Regions from separate parts of the Homo sapiens genome. Here region 2 is linked to region 1. A link is a loop called in an ENCODE intact Hi-C map of the cell type or tissue named here. Cell type or tissue: mammary epithelial cell. All regions are shown on one strand.

The links. Peaks named below come from ENCODE experiments on the same cell type or tissue, not always from the same donor. Only the 100,000 strongest peaks of a DNase experiment are listed, where the experiment ranks them.
Region 2: a loop joins it to region 1, with 5 times the contacts of the local background. A loop is called at or near these places in 16 of 110 quality-filtered maps.

Annotation. Positions count from the first base shown.
Region 1 is chr1:52,700,107-52,702,606 of GRCh38, forward strand. No RefSeq gene overlaps it. Among named protein-coding and RNA genes, the nearest start is that of COA7, 3.0 kb to the left of the region's middle. In mammary epithelial cell, a CTCF peak has its summit at 965 (motif pointing right); a DNase peak (open chromatin) is centred at 975; H3K4me3 peaks cover 152 bases.
Region 2 is chr1:52,813,466-52,815,965 of GRCh38, forward strand. ZYG11B (zyg-11 family member B, cell cycle regulator) reads left to right here. Exons shown (of 14, transcript NM_024646.3): 11 at 71-268; 12 at 395-447. Among named protein-coding and RNA genes, the nearest start is that of ZYG11A, 28 kb to the right of the region's middle. RefSeq lists an enhancer at 1,072-1,366. In mammary epithelial cell, no CTCF peak of the experiment used is centred here; a DNase peak (open chromatin) is centred at 1,226.

The DNA.
Region 1 (2,500 bases):
GGAAGGCAGCCAATAATGTCTGAAATCCCAGTTTTATTTTTTAAATTCATAGGATTTTACATTCATTTCCCCATAATACATCTTTCATAGGATAACAGAAGATTGCCTTTTCTCCCCCAAGCCTTTGAGTAAAATTGACATTCCAGGCAATATACCACATTTACCTGTGGTTTCTTATACCCTGATCACCTTAGGGGACTCCTCAGTACACATGGCCCAGGATGGGAATCCTTGAACTTTGGTTTGAGGTCATCTTCTTTAGGATGGCCTTCAAGACCCTGTGCAATCTGATTCTAGCCTTATTTTCTGCCTCTCTTCCCCCACATCCCACCAACCTTCTGTTCTCTGAATAGATCCCAAGTTTGTGTCCCTGTTTACCTCTGCTCTTGATGCCTGGACCACCCTTTTTGACACAAATCGGAAATACTCTCCTATGTAAAGTCTTCCCAGACACAACAATTACACACATTCAAATTAGATTTAGATGCTCCCATTTTGGTGTTCCACACCACTTGGTTTATTCTGGTATAGTGTAGTAGGAAAGAAAGAACTGGCTTTGGAGTGGGGACAGATCTTAGTTCAGAATCCATGTTCCATGTTTATTAAATTGTAACCTTAAACCAATCATGTTTGTGAGTCTGAATCCTCTTCTGTAAATGCAGATCCATTTGTAATGGCTGTCAGAAGGACTACAAGTTCATGTATGCAATGTGCTTGGCAGAGCGCCTGGCTCAAAGTCATTCCTGTTCCAGGAATGTTTCTTGTCATGCCAATAATGGCATGAAAGTCTGTGTTCCCCACCAGACTGTGACCTCTGTGTCCTGTATGCTGGTCACAGGGCCAAGAATAGAATAGGGCTTGATGATAGAATAGAGCAGGGTGATGTCGATTACTAAAATCTGGGAATGTTTCCCTTTATTTTCTGAGTTGAACTGCATTGAAATGAGATCACCTGAGCGGTAGAGGGCACAAGAGAGTTAGTTGGTGATGAGAGGCTCAACCAAGTAAGAGGTCACTTTTTTTTGTTTTGCTCTTTCATCCAGGCTAGAGTGCAGTGGCGTGATTTTGGCTCACCGCAACCTCCGCCTTACGGTTTCAAGCAATTCTCCTGCCTCAGCCTCCTGAATAGCTGGGATTACAGGCGCCCACCACAATGCCCGCCTAATTTTTGTATTTTTAGTAGAGATGGGGTTTCACCATATCGGCCAGGCTGGTCTCGAACTCCTGACCTCGTGATCCGTTTGAACTAACTGTTGCCTCTGCCCTAGAGTGCTTTTCCCCTGTATTTTTTTTTTTTTTTTGGCTTGCCTTCTTAAGTTCTCTGCTTCAATTTGACATCGTCCATGTGGTCTTAGCTCATTCTTGTTATAATAACAGTGTCTTGATTGTGCCCAGCAATATTAGGTGCCCAAGTATTGTTGACTGAATTAAGAAGAGGGATTATCATTCCAAATAATTTGGTTTTCATTAATGGAACTTAGAATATCACTGACTCTTGCTCTTTTGACCCAGGTTTTTCTTAAAGCTATAAGAAACATTAAATGAAGGTCTAATTGACATACAGGAAACTGCACATAACTTTAAAGTAACAATTATGAGTTTCTACATATGTATACACCTGTAAACCATTATCACAATCAAGATAATGAGCATATTCATCACCTCAAAATTTCCTCATGTGACTTTGTACTTCATTCCCTCCCCAGCAACCATTAATCTGCTTTCTGTCACTGAAGATGGGTTGCATTTTGTAGGATATTATCTAAATAGAATGATACAGTAAGTACTGTTTCTTTTTGTATAGTTTCTTCGATTCAGCATAATTATTTTGAGATTCATCCATGTTACCACACGTATTAATAGTTCATTCTTTTTCTTAGTGAATGACATTTCATGATGTAGATATATCACAATTTGTTTATCCATTTGGGTTTCCAGTTTTTGGCTTACAAATAAAGCTGCTGTGAATATTTGTGTACGTGTCTTTGTATGGGCATTCATTTCCATTTTTGGGGTTCATACCTAGGAGTGGAATGGCTAGATCATATGGTAGGTATATATCTAACTTTAAGAAACACCCAAACTGTTTTCTAAAGTGATTCTACCATTACATTCTTACCAGCAGTGTTTGACAGTTCTAGTTGCCCTACATCCTCACCATAATTTGATGTGTGGTCAGTCTTTTAAAATTTTAGCCATTATAGTGAATATAACAGTATCTTATCATAGGTTTAGTTTGTATTTTTTTGAGTGACCAATAATGTTGGCATCTTTTCATGTGCTTATCTGCCATCTGTGTATCTTTGATGACATGTTTGTTAAAATCTTTCGCCCCCTTTTTATTGGATTGTTTTTTATTATTGCATTCTAAGAGTTATTTATATATTCAAGTCCGTTATCAGAAGTTTTGCATATATTTTCTCCCAGTTTGGCCTGCCTTTTTTGTTTTTATAACAGTGTCTTTCAAAACCAAAAGTTTTTCATTTTAATGGTGTGTCTA
Region 2 (2,500 bases), 110 kb after region 1:
TAAAAACAGTTATCTTAACCATTTACTATACATATTACATTAATTTTTATATTTTCTTTTTTTTTTCCAGAACAATATAGCTGAAGTACAAGAATTACATTCTGAATTAATGTGGAAAGATTTTATAGACCACATCAGTAGTCTCCTACACAGTGTGGAAGTGGAAGTCAGTTACTTTGCAGCTGGAATTATTGCCCATTTAATATCCAGAGGTGAACAAGCTTGGACATTGAGTCGTAGCCAGAGGAATTCTCTGCTGGATGATTTGGTAGGGTCATTCCATACCAACAAAAGACATTCATAGTGGTTAAACTATCAAAGCCTCATAATGTAGTAAATAATGCAGTGCTAAATAAATATTGTAATCCTTTCTTGTGTGTCTTTTGTCTTCCAGCATTCAGCTATTTTGAAATGGCCAACTCCAGAGTGTGAGATGGTAGCATACAGGTAATTAGTATCATAATTAACAGTAAACCAGCAACCTAGTCTAGAGATCATTCCTAAGAGTCATTCCTACTAGATGCATAATTTTTCCCTCAGGCACCTCAATATTGGTTATTTATTTATTTATTTTGAGACAGAGTTTCACTCCGTCGCCATGGCTGGAGTGCAGTGCATGATCTTGGCTCACTGCAACCTCCACCTCCCAGGTTGAAGCAATTCCCCTGCCTCAGCCTCCCGAGTAGCTGGGATTATAGGCGCCCACGACCACGCCCCGCTAATTTTTGTATTTTTAGTAGAGACGAGGTTTCACCATGTTGGCCAGGCTGGTCTTGAACTCCTGACCTCAGGTGATCTGCCTGCCTGGGCCCCCCTAAGTGCTGGGATTACAGGCGTGAGCCACCACACCCAGCCAAAAGTATTGGCTTTAAAAGAAGCAAAGTATTTTGACTTTTTTCTACCACCTATCACTCTTCATGTTTCCTTCATTTCACATTTGTTGAAGACAAGTGCTAGGAATTTGTTCTATGCTCTTGAAATACAAAAATGAACAAAGACATGGTGTCTGCACACAAGAATTTTATATCCTTGTGAGGGAGAGTGAATGTGGATCAGATAAAATACCGTTATGCCAAATGTCCATAGAATGTTATGAAATTAAAGGTGAAGCCCAGTGGGGTAGCACATACCTGTAGTCCTGGGAGGATCACTTGAGCCCAGGAGTTTGAGGCTGCAGTGAGTTATGATTGCATCACTGCATTCCAGCCTGAGTGACAGAGCAAGACTCCAAATGTAAATACACACACACACACACACACACACACACCTTTCAGAGGAAGTGAGTTGTGACCTGAGTGTTGAAAGATAAGGAGAGGCAGGAGATTTTTAGGAAGAAAAAGCATCGTATTAATGTAGGAAGGTCTAAAATAAAATGACACATTGAAGGAATTAGAAGTAGCACCAGATTTGGGCCAGGCATTGTGGCTCATGCCTATAATCCCAGCACTTTGGGAGGCTGAGGTGGGTGGATCACTTCAATCCAGGAGTTCGAGACCAGCTTGGCCAACATGTTGAAACCCCTGTCTCTACTGAAAGAACAAAGTTAGTGGGGCATGGTGGTGCACACCTGTAATTCCAGCTACTTGGGAGGCTGAGGCATGAGAATCGCTTGAACTTGGGAGGTGGAGGTTGCAGTGAGCTGAGATGGCGCCACTGCACTGCAGCCTGGGTGACAGAATGAGACTCTCAAAAAAGGAATAACACTAGATTTGGTTGGGGAAACAGTTTGTAATAATTTATTAAAGGGCATACTGGGCCTGGCATGGTGGCTCACACCTATAATCCCAACACTTTGAGAGACTGAGGTGGTAGTATCACTTGAGTTCAGGAGTTGCAGACTAGCCTAGGCATCATAGTGAGACCTCATCTCTACTAAAAAATAAAAAAACCTGGGCATGATGGCATACACCTGTAGTCCCACCACTTCGGAAGGCCAAGGCAGGTAGATCACTTGAGCTCAGCCTGAGCAACATAGTGAGACCCCGTCTCTACAAAAAATAAAAAATTAGCCAGTTGTGGTGGCACATCCCTGTAGTCCAAGCTGCTTGGGAGGCTAAGGTGGGAGAATCGCTTGAGCCTGGAAGGTTGAGGCTGCAATGAGTTGAGATCGCCTTACTGCACTCCAGCCTGAGCAACAGAGTGAGACCCTGTCTCAAATAAATAAATAAATGTAAAAATAAATAAATAGGCCGGGCATGGTGGCTCATGCCTGTAATCCCAGCACTTTGGGAGGCCGAGGCGGGCAGATCACGAGGTCAGGAGATCGAGACTATCCTGGCTAACGTGGTGAAACCCCGTCTCTACTAAAAATACAAAAAAATTAGCCGGGCGTGGTGGCAGGCGCCTGTAGTCCCAGCTACTTGGGAGGCTGAGGCAGGAGAATGCCGTGAACCCAGGAGGCGGAGGTTGCAGTGAGCTGAGATCGCGCCACTGCACTCCAGCCTGGGCGACAGAGCGAGACTCCGTATCAAAATAAATAAATAAATAAATAACAAAAATT